Linked DNA regions of Mus musculus: region 1 is linked to region 2. Evidence: chromatin loops called from intact Hi-C (ENCODE). Cell type or tissue: left cerebral cortex. All regions are shown on one strand. Links, peaks and the distances in the headings refer to the core of each region. The heading gives the core; the rest is flanking DNA. Region 1 overlaps Gm35227 (a long non-coding RNA gene). Region 2 has its middle 14 kb from the start of A730043L09Rik.

Region 1 (5,379 bases), core at 129-5,128, 48 kb before region 2:
CAGACTAGTTTGACAGGTAGTCGTGAACCTGGGGGGATCAAGAACTCTATGAAGAGAGCTCAGCTATCTGGGCTTTGTCTGCTCTTCCAGGACATGTGAGACTATGGCATAAAGTCAAGCCACAGCAGCAGGCCTCGGGCTTTCAACATGAGCTAAACAGAGCTAAGGGAATATCTCCCCAAGGGCCAGTTGGTTCTTATCTTTCTCATGTTTTCCACACTGCCTTCTGTATGCAGCAGTGGTTCTCAACCTTCCTAATGCTGCGACCCTTTACCACAGTTCCTCATGTTGTGGTGACCCCCAAACCATAAAGTTATTTTAGTTGCTTCTTCGTAACTGTAATTTTGCTACTCTTGTGGATCTTAATATAAATATCTGTGTTTTCAAATGGTATCAGGCAACCCCTGCGAAAGGGTCACTTAACTCCCCAGATTGAGAACCACTGATCCGTAGGTTGGTGATTCCCAAAGTACTTGGTACCAGCCTCACCCATCTGGGGTGTGGTGGCCAGCCTCCCTCCTTGCTCTGGGTCACAGGTCTGGGTGGAGCTTGGAAAAGTGCAGCACTCACAAGCTCTGCAGGTGAGCCAACAATCAGACAGGTGTGGAGCCATCTGTAGGAAGCAGCTGCTAACAGGCTCCCTTCTTCCCAACTCTTGCTGAGCACAGGTGGGGCGATTCGGCACAAGTGGTCCTAGAAAACCATCTCAAAAGCCTCCTGGTTCTCTGGAGCGTTGGAGGGTCAACGAGAGGCAATAGGGGCAATGCTCTGCTCGAGCATGCACACTACTCTGATTCTGCATTCGGAACACAACACTCCCCTCCCCCAGCTCTCTCCGTCCAGATGCCCACATGGCCAGCTCCTTGCTCTGCCTGCCCTTTGAGGCTTTCTGTAATAGCACTTGACCTAGAATCTGCCTTCTGCCTGGCCGCAAGGGATTGTTTGCAGACCTGCAGGAGGGCTAATAAATAAATGATGGGCTTCTTTCTGGCCACTGGAACCCATCTCAAGGTCAGCGATCTTGCAGAACAGTGGCTTCACAGGGCTTGCTGAGATTAAAAAATCATCAGCTCCCACTAACCACATCCTCTCTCTCTCTCTGAAACTTCGAAGCTTCCCTGCTGCAAAAAGGGAACACAATTAAGGCTCGATAAAATTTTAATAGCAGGAATTATGCACTCGGCAACCAGCCTACAATTAGCTGTTGCTATGCTACGGGCAGAACCTAATCACGATAATGAGGCAAACAAAGGGAGGGAATTAATCAGGGCTATAAGGTTAGTGCTCAGCCCGTTCTATCTCAGAGCACTGACTTCTGAAACACAGCAGTTGGGCCCCTGGGAAATCTTGGGCCTGTGCAAGGTTAGATCAGCTGATGTGTGTATATCGAGTGTGTGTGTGTGTTCTCCTGAGCCAAGAAGACCATGTGCAATTTATGCCTACCACCATGATGTTTTTGCATCTATTAAAAAAAAAAAAAAAGATAATTCCCTACCCTCTGCTGGAAGCCATAGCAACCCTGCAAAAGAAGAGATCATTCTGTAGGTTGAAAACCCTACAGTCTAAGGCAGCTATTCCAAGTGAAGTCCTTGGCTCAGGACTGCACCTGGGAGCTGTTAGAAATGCAGAAACTTGGGGCTGGAGAGACAGCACAGCAGTTAAGAGTGCAAAACGCTCTTGCAGGGGATCAGACCTCTGTTCCCAATACTCACGCTGGGCAGCTTATAGCTGCCTGCAACTCCAGCTCTAGGAGAGCTGATGCCTTCCTTCTCCAGGACTCCTAGGGTGGGCACACGTATATACATGCACACGAACACTCATGAACACACACACACACACAAAACTTTTTTCAATCTTAAAATAACAGGAAGAAGACACAGGATCTCAGGTTGTTCTGGCCTCTTGAGTTACCCTGAATTGTACCCAAATCATTATGTGGTTTCTGTGTACACTGAGTGTGCATAGAACCTGCCTGTTCTGCCAGGTAGCAACCTAGCTGTAATAACTGTTTTACTGTAACTGTGATCTCTGCCTGATTCTGAACGAGGCATTCAACCCACATGATTAGTTTGTTTGACCATTTGCAATCATTAAGTGGTAAACAAGCCGGCTTCCCGTCCAGCGGGAGAGATGTCCTGGTAGAGACCGCATCAAGTTCATACAGCATGAGGAGCTCTGCCTACTACGGACAAGAAAGGGATGATGTTCAGAGAGGCTGGGAAGCATCCAGCTCACTGATACATCAGGAGGGCATAGAGTCACAACCCCAGCATTTTCTCACTCCTGGGCTCTTTATTAGCCTACAATGACTCCTGTCACATAGACACAGGGGGAGCAAAGACAACTATACCTCAGCCAAGGATATTAAAAAGGATCACGAGTATGTTTTTAAAAAGTAAACAGAAGAGTCTCAGGTGACAAACACCTGTAACCACAGCGCCTGGGCTGTAGAAGCTGGAGGACCGTGTGCTCAGGGTCATAAGTGGGAGGTGACACGAGACGGAGGAGGTAGTGTAAGACTCCGGGAGCCTTAGCTTACCAGGGAGCCCCTGAGTGAACCACGTGAAGCCGGGATCCATGCAAAAAGCAAGAGGAATTTATTGTTCGAGTGCACCGGGGTCGTCCCATACCCAAAGGAGAGGCAGCGACCATCAGCACCTGTTCGGCGAGTTTTTACATGGTTTCCAGGGGCAGAATAGAGCATCAGCAACTAGGCACAATATGATTGGCGGAACAGTGCACCCTTTAAACTGATTGATCTTTAGGGAATGAAGTGACAAGGACTTCTCTTGTCTGAAGGTGGGCAACGGTCAGTCCTGCAGAATGTGTCCCCACCCGCAGGTCTGTTCTGCCCTGTTGTTGAGAAATGTTAATTAGCCTCTCCTTTCAGAGGGGCAAGTGTTTCGTGATCTTCCCAAAGTTCCTAAGCTGACCTTTTCAGTAGTATGTGGCTGGCATTTATATAAGCAGTGAGATCCTTCAAAGGGTGTGTGTGTGTGTGTGTTGCACTTGGTGTGTTCAGCTATCACAAGAGGACGTCTATCATTGTATAACTCTCTGCTTATCTTTTGAGTCCGGATCTCTCCATGAGCTCAGAACTAACATTTTCTCAGAAAGGCAGGAAGCCACTGAACTTCAGTGATCCTCCTGCCTCCATACCTGCTCAGAGTTGGGGTTATATACAAGCAAAGGACACCTTGCTCTTCTCCTTACATGGGTGTTGGGATCTGAATTCCAGTTCTCATGACTGTACAGCACACTCTTGACCACCAAACCATTGCTGCAGCCTGATCAGGACTTTGTGGGGTTTTGTTTGTTTGTAGCCTTAATGGTAGAAAGACACCGAGGTGGCATTATCAGCTTGAGTAAAGCTCTACCCGAGGATAGCAGGGCTAATGAGAACACTCACATGACCCATGTGTTCCTGTGTCAGGTAGGGTTGGACTGGAGCATCTTTGAATGTCAAGGTAAGGGTTCGGACTTCACTGAGAGTTGGTGAGCTGGCAGCATGACCTCTCTAGAAAGCTCTGCCCTGGCTTTTTTTTCTTTTTTTTTTTTTTTTTTTTTTTAGCTTTATAGACAAGCCAAAGAAAACCTGAAAGCCTGGAGTCATCATGGGGTCTTGGAGACCAAAGAGGAAGAAGAAGCAACAAGATCCCGTGTAAGAAAAGGGGTGGGGCCCACTGGGGGATGGGAGTCAGTCCAGGCTCCGGCTCCAGCCTCAGTGAGTGAGAACAGAGGGAGAAAGCTGACTTGGGGAGAGGCAGAGGTGTGCTTTGAGATATCATACAAAGGATGTGACTTCTAGCCTCCAACAGGATCACAGCTCATCCAACAACTGTTTACCGAGGTGCAAGGCAGGGCAGGGCAGAGGAAGACTCCACAGAGTTTGGAGAGCTTTTGATGCTGCTTATAGCAATTTGCTCCTTATAGAAATTTGGCAAGTCCTTGTCACTGGGCTCAGGAGGAAGAAGTAGGCTCTGATAAGAATATTCCCATTTGGGCTGATGCAAGGATCAAGGTGAATACAGTCAAGGGATGTGTGATTTCAATTTTGTCTTGGTGATCCTGATAAGCCCCCAGACCCAGTGACTTGGGGACTTGGCTTACTGCTTTGTTTGATTGCTACCTGGTGTGATCTCTTGGTTCTTTGCCTTGTTTGATCACTTTGTCTCTGATCTAAGGACTGATCCTATTCTCTGCTAGTACCTAGCATGGTGTAAAAGCTGACTGGGAAAACTTAAAGCCACTTCCGCCTCAGCACTGGCTGGAGTCAGGTTATAATGTTTGTCTAATTGTCTTTTTCTTTTCAATCCTCACTCCTGCGCTCCAGACCCTGTTCACTGACTGAGCTGGCTTGGTCAACAGAGAGCAGCAACAAGGATAGCTAACCTCAGCTGGGTGCCTCGTGTAGGTCTCAAGCTCAGGGCCTTACAACATGTGTCCCCTGACACTTACAAGTTTTAAAGTGACTTATCACCCCAGGACTCTCACTCTCAGCTGGCCGTGTACATTTTCTAGGGAGCTTTAGAAATATAAGAGCTTGAGGCCTACACCTCCCAAAGATCTGTGCACTGAGTTGGATGAAGGTTTCTATGTAAAGCTCCAGGGGTCTCAGCTAAGCCTCCAGTTTCATCAAAGACCACCAGAGACATATCAACAGTTATACCAGTGGAGTTATTACTCATGGTGGGGTGGAGGCAGGCACACACAGGAGCTGTGAGAGAGTGTTCTCTTCAACAGAGGGCATAGGAAAGAACTGGTTCTATAATGTGGGTGCTGGTGGCAAAGCTTGTAAAGGAGGCTAATAGGGAAGTCAGGGGCTGGTCCAGCCTGGATATCAGAAAGCAGGGGAAGGAAGGGGCTGGGGAGATGGCTGAGTGGGTGAACTGCTCGCTGGGTAAGCATAAGGACATGAACTCCAGGTGAAAGGCTGGGTGATATGGTCAGTGCCTCTATCATTCCAGGGGTGGAAGTTGGAGCTAGGAAACTCAGGATGCTTGCTGAAGCCAGGCTAGTTGATCTGTGAGCTTCAGGTTCAATAAAAGACCCTGTCTCAAAAAGTAAAAAGGAGGGGCTCCGAGTTAAGAGCACTTGCTACTCTTGAGAAGGAACTTAGTTCAGTTCCCAGCACTCACTTCAAGCAGCTCAAAACCACTTGGAGCTCTAGCTCAGGGCATCTGGTGCCCTCTTTGGACCTCCATGGATACCCACCCTCATGGCACATATATACAGATAACACATAAATAGAAACAAAGTCTCTAAATAAAAAAGTTTAAAGCAATACAGGAAGATCCCCTGATGTCCACCTGTGGCCTGTGCACATGCTCACACTTGTGCTTGTGTGTGTACACATACTTGTGCGCACACACACACACA
Region 2 (5,379 bases), core at 231-5,230:
AAGAAGGTATATCCTTTTGTTTTAGGATAAAATGTTCTGTAGATATCTATTAAATCCATTTGTTACATAACTTCTGTTAGTGTCCATGTGTCTCTGTTTAGCTTCTGTTTCCAGGGTCTGTCCATTGGTGAGAGTGGGGTGTTGAAGTCTCCCACTATTATTGTGTGAGGTGCAATGTGTGCTTTGAGCTTTACTAAAGTTTCTTTAATGAATGCCCTTGTATTTGGAGCATAGATATTCAGAATTGAGAATTCATCTTGGTAGATTTTACCTTTGATGAGTATGAAGTGCAGCTGTCTTCTTTTAGGTTTGTTGAAGGATTACTTTCTTGCTTTTTCTAGGGTGTAGTTTCTGCCCTTGTGTTGTTGTTTTTCCCTTTATTATCCTTTGAAGGGCTGGATTCATGGAAAGATATTGTGTGAGTTTGGTTTTATCATGGAATACTTTGGTTTCTCCATCTATGGTAATTGAGAGTTTTGCTGGGTATAGTAGCCTGGGCTGGCATTTGTGTTCTCTTACAGTCTGCATAACATCTGTCCAGGATCTTCTGGCTTTCATAGTCTCTGGTGAGAAGTCTGGTGTAATTCTAATAGGCCTGCCTCTATATGTTACTTGACATTTTTTTCTTACCGCTTTTAATATTCTATCTTTATTTAGTGCATTTTTTGTTCTGATTATTATGTGTTGGGAAGAATTTCTTTTCTGGTCCAGTTTATTTGGAGTTCTGTAGGCTTCTTGTATGTTCATGGGCATCTCTTTCTTTAGTTTAGGGAAGTTTTCTTCTATAATTTTGTTGAAGATATGTGCTGGCCCTTTAAGTTGAAAATCTTCATTCTCATCTACTCCTATTATCCATAGGTTTGGTCTTCTCATTGTGTCCTGGATTTCCTGGATGTTTTGAGTGAGGATCTTTTTGCATTTTGCATTTTCTTTGATTGTTGTGCCCATGTTCTCTATGTAATCTTTTGCACCTGAGGTTCTCTCTCCCATCTCTTGTATTCTGTTGCTGGTGCTCACATCTATGGTTCCTGATTTCTTTCCTAGGGTTTCTATCTCCAGAGTTGTCTCACTTTGGGTTTTCTTTATTGTTTCTACTTCCCTTTTTAGGTCTTGTATGTTTTTGTTCAACTCTATCACTTGTTTGGTTGTGTTTTCCTGTAATTCTTTAAGGACTTTTACCTCTTTAGCAGTGTTCTCCTGTATTTCTTTAAGTGAGTTATTAAAGTCCTTCTTGATGTTCTCTATCAGCATTATGAGATATGATTTTAAATCTGAGTCTTGCTTTTTGGGTGTGTTGGGGTATCCAGGACTGGCTGAGGTGGGAGTGCTGGGTTCTGATGATGGTGAGTGGTCTTGGTTTCTCTTAGTAATATTCTTACGTTTGCCTTTCGCCATCTGGTAATCTCTGGTGTTAGTTGTTATAGTTGTCTCTGTTTGGAACTTGTTCCTCCTGTGATTCTGTTAGCCTCTGTCAGCATTCCTGGGAGTCCAGCTCTCTCCTGAGTCTCAGTAGTCAGAGTACTCTCTGCGGGCAAGCTCTCCTCTTGCAGGGAAGGTGCACAGAGGTCTGGCATTCAGACCTGCCTCCTGGCTGAAGATGAATGCCCTGCCCAAAACAGGGCCTGTCCCAGAAGCTATGTTGCTTCTGCAGTCTGGGAGCTGACCTGCGCAGACTGTCTCTGAGGGACCCGGGACACAAGATGGCTCCCTCACCTGCTCCAGCAGTCAGAGCCCTACCAGGCAGACACCTCTCCTCTGACAGGGAAGGTGCCCGGATGTCTGGATCCTGAAACAGGGTCTGTTCCAGAAGCTGTGTCGCTTTTGCAGTCCTCACTCTCACGGCGCAGACTGGTCTCTGAGGGACCCAGGACACAAGTTGGCTCCCTCCCCTGATCCCGAGATGATATCTTTAAGCCAGACATCTTTGAAGTGGAAAGGTTTATAGTGTGTGTGTGTTACACATGTATACATTCTCCTATAGGGTTGCTTTTCTCTACCTTATTTTATTTATTTATTTATTTATTTACTTATTTTTGTTTTTTCAAGAAAGAGTCTTTCTCTATAGCCCTGGCTGTCCTGTCTTTGTAGACCAGGCTGGCCTTGAACTCACAGAGATCTGCCTGTCTCTGCATTCTGAGTGCTGGGATTTAAAGGCATATTCCACCACTGCCCAGATATAATTTACATTTAATTATCTTTGTGTATCTGTGTGTATGGACATCTGTCATGGTATATGTGTTTAAGTCAGAGGGCAGCTTGTGGGAGTCAGTTCTCTCCTGTGTGGGTTCAGGGACTTGAACTAAGGTTGTCAGGCTTGGCTCTGAGTACCCTTAACCTACTGAGCCCTCTACTGGTCCCTCTGCCTTATTTTTTGAGACAAGGTTTCTCACTGAACCTAGATTCACAATTCAACAGGACAGGACAGGACAGGACAGGACAGGACAGGATAGGACAGGACAGGACAGGAAGTCTCCAGAATCTGCTTGACATTGGCCCCAGCCCTTCACCCTGAGAAGTCCCATGGGTGCCAGGGCTCTGCATTTGGTCTCTCAGGCTTGCCCAGCCAGCACATCCTTCCCTACCAAGCTACCTCCTCAGCCTTAAATTTAAAAATTCTTATAGGTGGGGGTGGCAGCGTGTGTGTGTGTGTGTGTGTGTGTGTGTGTGTGTGGTGTTCTTACTGTTGATAAAAATAGTCTAAGAAACAGCTTGGCTTTTGTAGAAATCTTGGAATTCTAGAAAGCAAGCCTGCAGCTTTCACGGAATGTGACTAAGCAGTTGGGGGGGGGGGAGAGAGAAAGTGTTCTATGATCTCTTCTGGTGGCCCAGACCCCCTATCCCCTAGTCACGCCCTTATCTGCCTGACCCCCAACATCAATTATGAGTAGGCTCATGAGTTGGTTTTACTGTAAGAACTGATAGAAATTGCTGTGGACCATTTCTGAGGCTGTTTTCTGATTCTCTAGAAGGTTCTGTGTGCATGCTGGAGACCTAGAAGAGGTTAAGTCTCTGGTCTGGGGAGCACACAGAAAACCCGGGAACAGACAGAGATCTGGAGGCTCTATAAAGAAGGGAGTGGACCAGCTGTTCTAGAGTCCTGGCTATGCCGGGTGCCAAACCTTGTCCAAGAAACCTGTCATGTTGGAGGTCCATCCTGGGCACTCAGTGCAATCCTGACTCATATGACCTAGGTCCCATCTGAATTCACATAAAAAGTACAGCCCCTCAGATCCAAGTAAGCACACATGGAAGACATGGTAAGCCCATCTTTTGTCATTCCCCTTTCGAGAGGCATGTCACAACAGTGGATCAGTGAAATAGTTCACCAGTGCTGTTGTTAAGGAACGGAACAAATCACAAGGGTGTGTATCACTATGGATCTAACCACCGTGGGCTAAACCACGGATCTCAGGAGATAGACACAGAGAGACTGCCCCCAGGAACTTGTTTGGCAAGATTGTACACAGACCAGCACACACACACACACACACACACACACACACACACACACACTAGCACAGAAGCTTAATGCACTTGAGTTTGGGAGAGAAGTAGGGCACACTGGCCAGGACTGGATTTTGAAGGACAGTACAGACTCCACTTCCGAGACTAACTGGTAGGGAGGGGCACTGATAGGAGCCTGGGAGGAAACTGAGCAGATAAAGAGAAAGCTGGGCCACTTGCAAGTTTGTTATTAGCCGGATGCCAAGACAATGGCTCTCGGGCTGGGTGTGGAGTCAGTTGGCAGAGTATTTGCATGGAACCCTGGCTTGATCAGCAGTGTGGCATCAACTGAGGTGAGTGGCACACACTTGCAGGCCTAGCATGAGGGAGGTGAAGGGAGGAGGAAGAGAAGTTCAGGTCATCCTTGACAACATCCAAAGTTCCAAGCCAGCCTGAGCTGGAGAGGTGACTCAGAGGTGAAGAAGAGCACTAGCAGCTCTTCCAGAGGACCTGAGTTCAGCTTTCAGCTTCATAGCTTCAGGCCCCCTAAAACCTTCTGTAACTCCAGATCCAGGGGGGTCTGACACATCCGCAGACACACATATACATCATTAAAAATAATATCGATAAAATCATTTATTCCACTGAGGGAGGTTTTGGCTTTTTGTTTATTTGGTTTTTGGGTGTTTTTTTTTTCTAATTTTTTATTGATTCTCTGTAAGTTTCACAGCATGTACCCCACTCCCACTGATCTCCCTTCCCTCCATATATACCCTCTGCCCTTGCAACCTGAAAAAAAAATCTCATTATGAAAGCTGCCATGTGTCACAGTGTGTCACAGAGTATGCCCTTCTGTCCACACATCTTGTAAATGTTCATTACAACGAGTCATTGGTCTGGTTCAAAGCCTCTGGCTTCTGCGACACCATCAATTCTGGATCCTCACTGGGACTCCTGGATATCCTGTTGTTGCCCTGTGTCATGAAGTTTCTGTAGCTTTGGTTCAGGACCAAAGGTTTTGGTTCAGGTGGTCACATGGTCCATAGACAATGACGCAGACCCCTGCTGCTGTAGGGCCACAGACCCAGACAGGCCAGGAGCTCACCGTGGCCTCAGGTGTCAGCCTAAGCGACTCACATCAGGCTGTTCCTCACTTCCCTCCAGGCTCCAGCTCTGCCTCTCTTCCTTGTGCCCACATCCTTCTGTTTCTCCGTCTTTCCCATCTCTCCACCATTTAGTTGCTCATCTTAGTGTCTCCTGGGCCTCTGGGTGTCTTCCCAGGAGATCTGTTTGGTTTTTTAGTGTTTTTTTTTTTTTGTTGTTGTTGTTTTTAAATGGGGCAAGTCGGGTTCCAAGCCTGTAGTGTAACCTCAGAAAAGCTGGTAATTTCATGACGTTTCTTTCACCAGCACATCTGGTCTGATATAATTTGCTAGAGGCGGCATAATCCCTTCACCACCAAGTGCTAAGTGTCTACGAGAGCAGAGTCTCTTGGGGTGTCTTCTTAGCACCGGGTGGTGGTGGGGCTGGGACTCCAGCTGGGAGAGATGCAGGACCTGTTTGTAGAGAGCCCTTTTATGCCTCCCTTTGGACAGCATGGGATTGAAGAGCCCTGTCTGGGCCCTTCTGGAGTTGACGAGGAGCAGGCAGAGAATCAGCAGCCAAACCCAGAGCCAATTGGCTGGCCATTAGATGGTTAATAGCTCAGTCCTGGAGAACTGAAGGGCTATAGCTATGGCAGGAAATGGCTTTCATGTTTTATCTCCTCCCCTCCTGGTGCTTGGTGGAGCTTTGAAACTCTGTAGCCTGGAAGGATCTGGGTAACACAGGACAGACCCTCAACCCAGGAGTAGGAGTCTGAGCAAGTTGACAGCTGGCTCTAAGAACCATGACTGCAGAAGGGGAGTGACTCACATTCCTGAGTGGCAGCAGGGT

The links. A loop is a pair of places that touch in the nucleus more often than their neighbours do. Peaks named below come from ENCODE experiments on the same cell type or tissue, not always from the same donor. Only the 100,000 strongest peaks of a DNase experiment are listed, where the experiment ranks them.
Region 1: a loop joins it to region 2, with 2.1 times the contacts of the local background. A loop is called at or near these places in 3 of 42 quality-filtered maps.

What each region holds. Positions count from the first base shown.
Region 1 is chr9:62,180,107-62,185,485 of GRCm38, forward strand. The region is part of intron 1 of Gm35227 (a long non-coding RNA gene); the gene reads left to right. Among named protein-coding and RNA genes, the nearest start is that of Gm35227, 16 kb to the left of the region's middle. In left cerebral cortex, for the core only: no CTCF peak of the experiment used is centred there; no DNase peak of the experiment used is centred there.
Region 2 is chr9:62,227,574-62,232,952 of GRCm38, forward strand. No RefSeq gene overlaps it. Among named protein-coding and RNA genes, the nearest start is that of A730043L09Rik, 14 kb to the right of the region's middle. In left cerebral cortex, for the core only: a CTCF peak has its summit at 2,323 (motif pointing left); a DNase peak (open chromatin) is centred at 2,654; H3K27ac peaks cover 287 bases.